Regions from separate parts of the Homo sapiens genome. Here all the other regions are linked to region 1. Evidence: read pairs that join two places in POLR2A ChIA-PET (ENCODE). Cell type or tissue: PC-9. All regions are shown on one strand.

What was found. ChIA-PET counts read pairs that join two places held together with the same protein. Peaks named below come from ENCODE experiments on the same cell type or tissue, not always from the same donor. Only the 100,000 strongest peaks of a DNase experiment are listed, where the experiment ranks them.
Region 2: POLR2A ChIA-PET joins it to region 1 with 5 read pairs; 2 of 35 experiments call an interaction of 5 or more read pairs at or near these places.
Region 3: POLR2A ChIA-PET joins it to region 1 with 6 read pairs; 4 of 35 experiments call an interaction of 5 or more read pairs at or near these places.

The regions. Positions count from the first base shown.
Region 1 is chr12:6,293,796-6,297,795 of GRCh38, forward strand. LOC105369625 (a long non-coding RNA gene) reads right to left here and starts at 1,612. Exons shown (of 5, transcript XR_001748979.2): 1 at 1,456-1,612. RefSeq lists an enhancer at 1,858-2,358. In PC-9, no CTCF peak of the experiment used is centred here; DNase peaks (open chromatin) are centred at 816, 1,566 and 2,566; H3K4me3 peaks cover 425 bases; H3K27ac peaks cover 3,129 bases.
Region 2 is chr12:6,708,725-6,712,724 of GRCh38, forward strand. It overlaps the pseudogene RNU6-781P. Among named protein-coding and RNA genes, the nearest start is that of PIANP, 9.9 kb to the left of the region's middle. In PC-9, no CTCF peak of the experiment used is centred here; no DNase peak of the experiment used is centred here.
Region 3 is chr12:6,500,668-6,504,667 of GRCh38, forward strand. The region is part of intron 2 of NCAPD2 (non-SMC condensin I complex subunit D2); the gene reads left to right. Among named protein-coding and RNA genes, the nearest start is that of NCAPD2, 8.6 kb to the left of the region's middle. In PC-9, no CTCF peak of the experiment used is centred here; no DNase peak of the experiment used is centred here.

The sequences.
Region 1 (4,000 bases):
ACACCCATTAAAATGACCCACGAAAGCCCAAGTTTGAGACATTTATTTGATAGAAAGAGCACTGGGTGGCCAGGCGTGGTGGCTCACACCTGTAATCCCAGCACTTTGGGAGGCCGAGACGGGTGGATCACCTGAGGTTAGGAGTTCGAGACCAGTCTGGCCAACATGGTGAAACCCTATCTCTACTAAAAATACAAAAAAATTAGCTGGGCGTGGTGGCAGGTGCCTGTAATCCCAGCCACTTGGGAGGCTGAGGCAGGAGAATTGCTTGAACCCAGAAGGTGGAGGTTGCAGTGAGCCGAGATCCTGCCATTGCACTCCAGTCTGGGTGACAGAGCAAGACTCTGAAAAAAAGAAAGAAAGAAAGAGAGAGAGAGAGAGAGAGAGAGAAAGGAAGGAAAGAAGGAGGGAAGGAAGGAAGAAAGGAAAGAAGGAGGGAAGGAAGGAGGGAAGGAGGGAGGGAAGGAGGGAGGGAAGGAAGGAAGGAAGGAGCGACCGAGCACTGGGCCACGTGTGGTGACTCAAGACTCTGTCAAAAAAGAAAGAGAGAGAGAGAGAAAGAGAGAAAAGAAAGAGTGAGCACTGGGCCAGGTGTGGTGGCTCAAGCCTGTAATCCCAACACTTTGGAAAGCCAAGGCAGGAGAATTGCTTGAGTCTAAGAGTTAAAGACAAGCCTGGGCAACACAGAGAGACCCATCTCTGTTAAAAAAAAAAAAAAAAAAAAAAAAGTTTAAAGAAAGCACTGAACTATGAGCCAGGAGCTCTAAATTCTAGTCCTGTTTTTGACCTTGGCTGTGTTAAGCAACCTTTATAAGCCAGTGTTTACTCATTTTCAAATGGATTGATATTTCTTGCCCTGGCTTCCTCACAGGGCTTCTGTGACAAGCAAATGAGAAAATAGATGCACAAATGCTTTGTAACCTATAAGACTTTGTGCAAATGTGTGAAATGAAATAATCTTTCCAAAGTCCACCTGTCCCTCTAGCTTCCCTTTCTCTTGGTTCCTTTATACAACATATATACATCTCTGCCTGTTGCCAAACAACTGCCTCTCCCAGCTTCACATTTATGTATCTGCCACCACTTTGGGGAACAAACTCTGCTTGTCCCTGGTGGAGAAAGGGGCCAGGTCTCCTAATCCTGCTCTAACTCTTCCTGGAGTCTCTCTCTCTCCATCTCCTGGGCTCCTCCTCTAGTTATGCAGAGGGAACAGGGCTTCTGATCAGCTTAGAGCTGCCCGGTTCTCTCTCACTCAGTGGACGTGGTCCCAGCCCTGACTGCAGAGATCTGTCCCTTCACTCCACTGAGCTCCTTGTCCCACCCTTCCAAGGAGCCCCACATCTGAGATTCCATAGACAAAGACACTCCCCCAACCCCCCCACCCCCCAACCCTGCTGCTGTAGGCTGGGAAGCTGCGAGGAGCTGGGAGCCAGAAAAGGAAGAGGACAGCCCCACCTTGCAGACCCCACCCTCTAGGAATGGATTTATGCTTCATTGTTGGTGGGAACCATAGCAACCACAGATGACCATGAGTCAGTAGATAATAAACAGGATTCTTTACAAACAGAGGTTGCCTGGGGCAACCCTGGGAAGGTGAGGCCCTGGATTTCCTGGTCTGGCCTCTGAGAACCTCCTAGCACCCCAGAACTCCCAGACAGAATGTTAGGTAATGCCAATGAGCACAGATCAATCATCTGCACAAGTAAGTCCTTCTGGGGTTCCTATTCCAGACACTCTGGCACTCTGAGCTCCCCCATCCAAAGCTTCTTTCCGTTCCTCAAACTCACCATGTGGTCTCTTGGCTCTTAGCTTTCCTACCCAAGCCCCCAACTCCTTGAAATTCTCTTCCCTCTTCTTACTCACAAAATACCTATTCATTCTTCAGACCTCGGCTTAAAGGTCAGGACTCCGGCATAAATGTCCCTGATCCCTGAAAGTGTCAGAAACCTCAGAAAAGAGGGCCAGACATGGTGGCTCATGCCTGTAATCCCACCACTTCGGGAGGCTGAGGTGGGTGGATAACTTGAGGTCAGGAGTTCAAGACCAGCCTGGCCAACATGGTGAAACCCTGTCTCTACTAAAAATACAAAAATTAGCTGGGCGTGGTGGCAGGCGCCTGTAATCCCAGCCACTCGGGAGGCTGAGGCAGGAGAATTGCTTGAACCCAGGAGGCGGAGGTTACAGTGAGCCGAGATCTCACCACCGCACTTCAGCCTGGGTGGGAGAGTGAGACCCCAGAAAAGATGAGATCTTATTTCTCCCTCACATAGTCTGAAGACGGAGCACTTTCCATGGAGTGCTGATGAAGTGCCAGGGTCCTAGGCTCCTTCTGGTGTGCCACCCCTCGGACAAGTCTCTCAGCCTCAAGGTCCAGGATGGCAACATCTGTCCAAACAGCAAGATGGAGAACAGGACAGGATAGGAACGAAGTAGGAGAGGGGCCAAGGACTCATGCTGGCATCCCGCCAGCCTTTTGACACGAGTCACCCTTCCGCCACTTTATAAAAAAAGGTAGGCCTCTTATCAGTGGTAGGCAATAGCAGGGTAGTGAAAACCGTTTCCCCACCACCGCCAAGGCAGGGAATAGAGGCTGCATTGTCCTTAGAGAATTGTAAATGAGTAAGCAACCGAAAGTTCTTTGTTATCCCCTGGGCCAGCAATCCTAAACAATGTCAGTGATAAAACATTCCTCCCTGAAAAAGTATTTTATTGGTCTAAGTTCTAAATCTAAATAAATGCTGTCATTACCACTGAGTTTTAATTATATGTGAACTTCGGCCGGGCACAGTGGCTCACGCCTGTAATCCCAGCACTTTGGGAGGCCAAGGCAGGTGGATCACCCGAGGTTAAGAGTTCGAGACCAGCCTGGCCAACATGGTGAAACCCCATCTCTACTAAAAATACAAAAATTAGCCAGGCATGGTAGTGCACGCCTGTAATCTCAGCTACTCAGGAGGCTGAGGCAGGAGAATCACTTGAACCTAGGAGGCAGAGGTTTCAGTGAGCCGAGATTAGGCCACTGCACTCCAGCCTGGGTGACAGAGTGAGACTCCATCTCAAAAATAAATAAATAAATAAATAAAATGTGAACTTCAATTTAACTTGTTTTTATAACTTAGCATTTAAATAACATTATCGGCCGGGCAAGGTGGCTCACGCTTGTAATCCCAGCACTCTGGGAGGCCGAGGCAGGTGGATCATGAGGTCAGGAGATGGAGACCATCCTAACACGGTGAAACCCCATCTCTACTAAAAATACAAAAAATTAGCCGGGCGTGGTGGCGGGCGCCTGTAATCCCAGCTACTCGGGAGGCTGAGGCAGGAGAATGGCGTGAACCCGGGAGGCGGAGCTTGCAGTGAGCCGAGATCGCGCCACTGCACTCCAGCCTGGGCGACAGAGTGAGACTCAGTCTCAAAAAAAAAAAAAAAAAAAAAAAGATAAATAACATTATCTCCTATGCAGAAATGAAAGCTGAAAACTCGTTATTCAGTGGGCCCCCGACACCCGCAGACTCAGCTCCATGTGTTTCTTACTTCTGGCTGGTCAGTGCCTCCGTTCGTGTGGAGCTGCTATGGAAGCAGGAGCTTGGGAGAGCCAGAGTGACACCATTTTACACTCAACTCCATCTTTTTGTTTTGTTTTGTTTTTTAATTTAGAGATAGGGTCTCCCCGTGTTGCCCGGCTGGTCTCAACTCCTGGTCTTAAGTAATCCTCCCGACTCGGCCTCCCAAAGTGCTGAGATTATAGGTATGAGCCACAGCACCTGGCCAATCAACTCCCATCTTAAAACTAGAAAGGCACACACACACAAAAAGCTAGAAAGGCACACTCCTTGCTGGTCACAGCCTATAGTCATGGTGTGTTTACAGTTGAGGAAACAGTCTAAAGATGCCTACAAAGACACCCTCCGACAACAATGGAGAGTCCACATGTCCCGATACTCGTATCAACATATGCTCTGAAGATAATCATAGTTACACCTTGATGTATTAATACTTA
Region 2 (4,000 bases), 410 kb after region 1:
GGTGAAGCCAGCTGGGCTCCTGAGTCTGGTGGGGACGTGGAGAGTCTTTATGTGTAGCTCAGGGATTGTAAACACACCAATCAGCACCCTGTGTTTAGCTCAAGGTTTGTGAGTGCACCAATCGACACTGTATCTAGCTGCTCTGGTGGGGCCTTGGAGAACCTTTGTGTCCATATTCTGTATCTAACTAATCTGATGGGGACGTGGAGAACCTTTGTATCTAGCTCAGGGATTGTAAATGCACCAATCAGCACCCTGTCAAAACAGGCCACTGGGCTCTACCAATCAGCAGGATGTGGGTGGGGCTGGATAAGAGAATAAAAGCAGGCTGCCTGAGCCAGCATTGGCAACACGCTCTGGTCTCCTTTGACATTGTGGAGGCTTTGTTCTTTCACTCTGCAATAAATCTTGCTGCTGCTCAGTTTTTGGGTGCGCGTTGCTCTTATGAGCTGTAACACGCACTGCGAAGATCTGCAGCTTCTCTCCTGAGCCCCGCCAGACCATGAGCCCACCGTGAGGAACGAACAACTCCAGACGCACTGCGTTAAGAGCTGTAACACTCACCGTGAAGGTCTGTAGCTTCACTTCTGAGCCAACGAGACCACGAACCCACGGGAAGGAAGAAACTCTGAACACATCTGAACATCGGGAGGCACAGACTCCAGACGCACCACCTTAAGAGCTGTAACACTCACCGCCAGGGTCCACGGCTTCATTCTTGAAGTCAGTGAGACCAAGAACCCACCAATTCCAGACACAGAATGACACAGATTAGCATGGCCCCTCCACAAGGAGGACACGCACCTTCATGAAGCATTCCATTTTTTCATAAATCAGAAAAATAGAGCGGGCAGGCACAGTGGCTCACACTTGTAATCCCAGCACTTTGGGAGGCCAAAGTGGGAGGATTGCTTAACTTCAGGAGTTTCAGACCAGTTTGGGCAACATAGTAAAATGTCATCTCTATGAAAAATTTAAAAAATTAGGCCAGGTGTGGTGGCTCACACCTGTAATCCCAGCAATTTGGGAGGCCAAGGTGGGTAGATCACCTGAGGTCAGAAGTTCGAGACTTAGCCTGGCCAGTATGGTGAAAACCCGTCTCTACTAACAATACAAAAATTAGCCAGGTATGGTGGTGGGTGCCTGTAATTCTAGCTATTTGGGAAGCTGAGGCAGGAGAATCGCTTGAACCTGGGAGGTGGAGGTTGCAGTGAGCCGAGATCGTGCCATTGCACTCCAGCCTGGGTGACGAGTGAAACTCTGGTGTTTTTTTATTTTAATTTTTTTTTTGTATTCCCAGCTTCTCAGGAGGCAGAGGTGGGAGAATTGCTTGAGCTCAGGAGTTTGAGGCTGCAGTAAGCTATGATTGCACCACTGCCCTCCAGGCTGGGAGAAAGCAAAACACTGTCTCCAAAAATAAAAATTAGGCTGGGCACGGTGGTTCACGCCTGTAATCCCAACACTTAGGGAGGCCAAGGTGGGCGGATTACGAGGTCAGGAGTTTGAAACCAACCTGGCCAACATGGTGAAACCCCGTCTCTACTAAAAATACAAATATTAGCTGGGCATAGTGGCACGTGCTTGCAATCCCAGCTATTCAAGAGGCTTAGGCAGGAGAATCGCCTGAACCCAGGAAGCAGAGGTTGCAGTGAGCCGAGATTGTGCCACTGCATTCCAGCCTGGGTGACAGCGAGACTCCGTCTCAAAAAAAAAAAAAAAATAAAAAATAAGTAAAAGAATAAAAATGGATGGGTGTGGTGGCTCATACCTGTAATCCCAGCACTTTAGGAGGCCGAGGCAGGCGGATCACAAGGTCAGGAGTTCTAGACCAGCCTGCCTAACATGGTGAAACCCCATCTCTACTAAAAATACAAAAATTATCCGGGTGTGGTGGTAGGCACCTATAATCCCAGCTACTCAGGAGGCTGAGGCAGGATAATTGTTTGAACCTGGGAGGCGGAGGTTGCAGTGAGCCAAGATCGTGCCACTGCACTCCAGCCTGGGTGACAGAGCAAGACTCCATCTCGAAAATAAATAAATAAATAAAAAATTAAAAAAAATTAGCCTGGGCAACATAGCCTCTATAATAATATCAAAAATTAGCTGGGCTGGTGGCACACGCCCATAGTCCCAGCTACTCAGGTCAGGAGGCTGAGGCAGGAGGATTCCCATGAGCCTAGGAGTTCTAGGCAGCAGTGAACTATGATTTCAACACTGCATTCCCAGATAGGCGACAGAACTAGACTCTATCTCTAAAAAATAACTGGCTGGGCATGGCATCTTATACCTGTAATCCCAGGACTTTGGGAGGCTGAGGCAGAAGGATTATTTGAGCCCAGGAGTTCAAGATGGACCAGCCTGGGCAACATAGGAGACTCTGTCTCTGCCAAAAAAAAAAAAAAAAATAGCCGCATGTGGTGGCACATGCCTGTGGTCCCATCTGCTTGTGAGGTTGAGATGGGGGGATCTCTTCAGCCCCAGAAGTTGAGGCTGCAGTGAGCTATGATTGCACCATTGCTCTTCAACCTGGGTGACAGAGCGAGACTGTCTTAAAACATAAATAAATATGGCCAGGCGCAGTGCCTCACACCTGTAATCCCAGCCCTTTGGGAGGATGAGATGGGTGGATTGCCTGAGTCCAGGAGTTGGAGACCAGCTTGGGCAATGTGGCAAAACCCCATCTCTACAAAAAATACAAAAATTAGCCAGGCATGGTGGCACGCACCTGTAATCCTAGCTATTTGGAGGCTGAGGTGGGAGGACCACTTGAGCGTGCAAGGTTGAGGCTGCAGTGAGTCGAGATTGCACCACTGCACTCCAGCCTGGGCCACAGAGCCAGACCTTGTCTCAATAAATAAATAAAATATTATATGTAGCCTTCTAGCACTGTTTACTTGCTTTTTCACTCACTATTACATTTCCAGGATTTAGCCATATTGTTCCATGTGACTGCAGTTCATATGTTTTCACTGGAAGGTAAAGTGCTACTGAGTGAATATACCAAATATATCATACTTTGTCTATTCTGTTGACGTATTTATGAATTGGTTTTTTTTTTTTTTTTTTTTTTTTGCTATTATAAACGTTGCTGGCCTGACACGTGGCTCACCCCTGTAATCCCAGCACTTTGGGAGGCTGAGGTTGGGTGGATCATGAGGTCAGGAGATTGAGACCATCCTGGCTAACATGGTGAAACTCCGTCTCTACTAAAAATACAAAAAATTAGCAGGGCGCGGTGGGGGGTGCCTGTAGTCCCAGCTACTCAGGAGGCTGAGGCAGGAGAATGGCGTGAACCTGGGAGGCGGAGTTTGCAGTGAGCCAAGATCATGCCACTGCACTCCAGCCTGGGCGATAGAGCAAGACCCTGTCTCAAAAAAAAAAAAAAGAAAAGAAAAGAAAGAAAAATCAGCTTTGGCTGGGCGCTTTGGCTGGGCACGGTGGCTCACGCCCCTAATCCCAGCACTTTGGAGGCTGAGTTGGGTGGATTACTTGCAGTCAGGAATTCGAGATTAGCCTGGCCAACATGATGAAACCCCAACTCTACTAAAAATACAAAAAAATTAGCCAGGCATGGTGGCACATGCCTGTAATCCCAGCTAATCAGGAGGCTGAGGCAGGAGAATTGCTTGAACTTGGAGGCAGAGGTTGCAGTGAGCCGAGATTGCAACACTGCACTCCACCCTGGGTGACAGAGCAAGACTCTGTCTAAAAAAAAAGAAAAAAGAAAAAAAAGAAAGCTTTGAGAAAGAATGCCAAATTGTTTTCAATTTTCACCAACTTTTTAAAGTTTTATTTATTTATTTATTTATTTATTTTTGAGGTGGAGTCTTGCTCTGTCACCTAGGCTGGAGTGCAGTGGCACAATCTTAGTTCACCCAAATCTCTGCCTCCCTGGTTCAAGCGATTCTCCTGCCTCAGCCTCCTGAGTAGCTGGGATTACAGGCGCACGCCACCACGCCTGGCTAATTTTTGTATTTTTAGTAGAGACAGGGTTTCCCCA
Region 3 (4,000 bases), 210 kb after region 1:
ATTCCCCCAGGCAATTTGGATGCAATTATAAGCTTGAGAAGCACTGATCTCTAGAGCCTCGTAGATCATGGCAAAAACTTGAACTTCAGTGTGAATGAACTTGAAAGCCATTGGGTTTTGAGCATGGGAGTGACATGGTCTGACATTTTAAAAGATTCACTGGCGACTGTGTTGAGCAGAGACTATAAGAGGCAAGGAGAGAAGCAGGGATACTAGTTAAGTGGCTAATACAGTAATACCAAGTAGATTGGACTGGAGGGATAGCAGGGGAAGTGGTGATAAAACGACTCAGGATATATTTTCAAAGTAGAGCTTTTACAGGAATGCTGATGGATTGGATTGGATTATAGGGTTAGTAAAGGAATCTGAGATGAGAATGATTACAAGGCTTTTTTTTTTTTTTTTTGACAGTCTTGCTCTGTTGGCTCTGTCACCCAGGTTGGCGTGCAGTGGCGTGATCTTGGCTCGCTGCAACCTCTGCCTCCCAGGTTCAAGCAATTCTCATGCCTCAGCCACCTGAGTATCTAGGATTACAGGTGTGCACCACCACGCCTGGCTAATTTTTTTTTTTTTTTTTTTTTTTTTTTTTTTTAGGCAGAGTCTCGCTCTCTCGCCCAGGCTGGAGTGCAGTGGCACCATCTCGGTTCACTGCAAGCTCCGCCTCCCAGGGTCACGACACCTGGCTAATTTTTGTATTTTTAGTAGAGATGCGGTTTTGCCGTGTTGTCCAGTCTGGTCTTGAACTTCTGGCCTCAAGTGATCTGCCTGCCTCGGCCTCCCAAAATGTTGGGATTACAGGCGTGGGCCACCACACCCGGCCTTACAAGGCTTTTTGACTTGAGCAACTAGAAGAATGAAGTTGCCATTTACTGAGATGGGGTAGCATATGGGAGGGAGAGGTTTAGATTGTTGGTTATGTGAGTGCAGAGTTCAAGGGAGAGGTTGTCAGCTAAAGATACACATTTAGGATTTAATACTCAGCGTGTAGACAGCACTTAAAGCCATGAGATTGCAGTGAGTGTAGATGGAGAAGAGCAGCAGTTTGAAGACCAAGACCTGAGACAGTCCAGCATTTAGAGGCTAGGAGGATGAAGAAGAACCAGTAGAAGAAATTAAGAAGCAGTCATTGGGGCAGAAAGCGAATGAAGGAGCTAAATGGACGCTAAATAAAGAGAGTGTTTCAAAAACAAAAGAGAGGTCAACTGCAGATTAACTACTGGATTTATTGATGTCATAGTCACTGGTAACCTTGACAAAGCTGTTTCAGGAGATGGTGGGGGCAAAAGCCTGCTAGGAATAGGTTTTTAAGAAAATGGAATGACAGAGATTAGAGATGATGAATTTACATAATGTATTTCTTTTAAGATGGGCAGCATTATGTGTGTCTATATTGAGTAGGAATGATCAGAGAGGGAAAAGCTGATGCTGCAGAAGGAAGAGGGAACAGTTGTTGGAGCAGTGCCTTTAGTAGGTAAGAGAGTACGTGATCTGGTACACGGGGAGGAGATGGCTTTATCAGAACATGGACAGTTTATCCACAGTAGCAAAAAAAAAAGGCAGAGTGTATGTATGGGCATAGATGCAACTAGTGCAGGTAAATATAGAGCTTGGGGCAGTTGAAAGTTCTCTTCTGTCTGCTTCTGTTTCCTCAATAGGAAGGGAAAGCCTTTAACTGAGAGTGAGTTTGGGAAGAAGGTCATGGTGTTATGAGCAGAGGATAGGTGTGAAATAATTGCCTAGAAGAAAACGAATAGACTTGGGAGTACGAATGCCCACTTCAGGTTAGTAGTCATGAGTTTAACGTAAGACTAGTCAGCTTGTTTCTGTGTTTTTCTCAGGCCATTTTTATTTGTGTGGTCACATGAATGGAGTAACCAGAAAGTTGGTTTAACCTAGATTTGCCAGGGGAGTATGTGTTGTTGTTGTTGTTAATTAGTGGAATAAGTTACAAGTATCACAGTATCTAACAATAGGGGAATAGTAAATTAAGATAGATATAAGGCCGAGTGTGGTGGCACTGCCTGTAGTCCCAGCTACTCAGAAGGCTGGGGCAGGAGGATCGCTTGAACCCAGAAGTTTGAGGCTGCAGTAAGCTATGATCCTGCACTGCACTTCGGCCTGCGCAACACAACAAACCCTGTCTCAAAAAAAATTGTTTACAAAGGTGTTTTTGTTGTTGTTGTTGTTGTTGCTTTTTTTTTGAGACGGAGTCTCACTCTGTCACCCAGGCTGGAATACAGTGGCACTATCTCGGCTCACTGCAACCTCCTCAGTTCAAGCGATTCTCCTGCCTCAGCCTCCTGAGCAGCTGGGATTACAGGCGCATGCCACCACACCTGGCTTTTTTTTTTTTTTTTTTTTTGTATTTTTATTAGAGACGGGGTTTCACCATGTTGGTCAGGCTGGTCTCGAACTCCTGACCTGATGATCCACCTGCCTCAGCCTACAAAGTGTTGGGATTACAGGCGTGAGCCACCACGTCTGGCCTACAAAGGTTTCTAATACACTTACTGTAATGCTAAATTTTAAAAAGCATGACAGAGAAGTGAATATGTGATACAAGCTCAACAATGGAAATACGATGTATAGAAAATGGACTGAGAAAAATATGCTGTTATAACTGAATGCCTGAGACTGGATATTTATAATGAAAGAAATTTATTGGCTCACATTTTTTTCTGGAGACTGGGAAGTCCCAAATCAATGCACCAGTAACTGGCAAGGGCCTTCTTGCTGCATTGTCACAGGGCAGAAGGCAGAAGGGCACAAGTGAACCCACTCCCCAGAGCCCTTTTTATAATAGTATGAATATATCGGTGAGGGGTTGGGCACGGTGGCTCACACCTGTAATCCCAGCACTTTGGGAGGCCGAGGCGGGCAGATCACAAGGTCAGGAGTTCGAGACCAGCCTGGCCAATATGGTGAAACCCCGTCTCTACTAAAAATACAAAAAATTAGCCGGGTGTGGTGACGCGTGCCTGTAATCCCAGCTACTCAGGAGGCTGAGGCGGGAGAATCACTTGAACCTGGGAGCCGGAGGTTGTAGTGAGCCGAGATCGTGCCACTGCACTTCAGCCTGGGTGACAGAGCGAGACTCCATCTATTTTTTTTTTTTTTTTAAAAAAGATGGTGAAACCCCGTCTCTACTAAAAAATAGAAAAATTAGCTAGGTGTGGTGGCAGGCACCTGTAATCCCAGCTACTCGGGAGGCTGAGGCACTGAATTGCTTGAACCCAGGAGGCAGAGGTTGCAGTGAGCTAACATCATGCCACTGCACTCCAGCCTGGGCGACAGAGCGAGACTCCGTCTCAAAAATATGTATATATATTTGTGAGGGTGGAGCCCTCATAACCTAAACACCTCCCATTAGACTCCACCTTCCAACACTGTCATGTTGGGGATTATATTTCCAACACATGAATTATGAGGGGCACATTCAAACCATACAGCGTGCTAAGTGTTGTTCTGACTGGTTTGCATGGACTATCTCATTCAGTTTTGACATATATATATACATATATATATATATATATATATATATATATATATAGATATAGATATATATATATATATATACCATTGGTCCTTGAACAACGTGGGGGTTAGGGATGACAACCCCTGTGCAGTCAAAAATCTGCATATGTAAGTTTTGACTGCCCCAAAACTTAAACACTTATAGCCTACTGTTGACCAGAAGCCTTACAAGTAACATAACAGTTTTTTTATTTTGTTTTGTTTTGTTTTTGACAGAGTCTTGCTCTGTGGCCCAGGATGGAGTGTGGTGGCGCGATCTCGGCTCACTGCAACCTCCACCTGCTGGGTTCAAGTGATTTTCCGGCCTTAGCCTCCCAAGTAGCTGAGACTACAGGCATGCAATATTGCACCTGGCTAATTTTGTATTTTTAGTAGAGATGGGGTTTCACCATGTTGGCCAGGCTGGTCTCAATCTCCTGACCTCAAGTGATCTGTCCACCTCGGCCTCCCAAAGTGCTGGGATTAC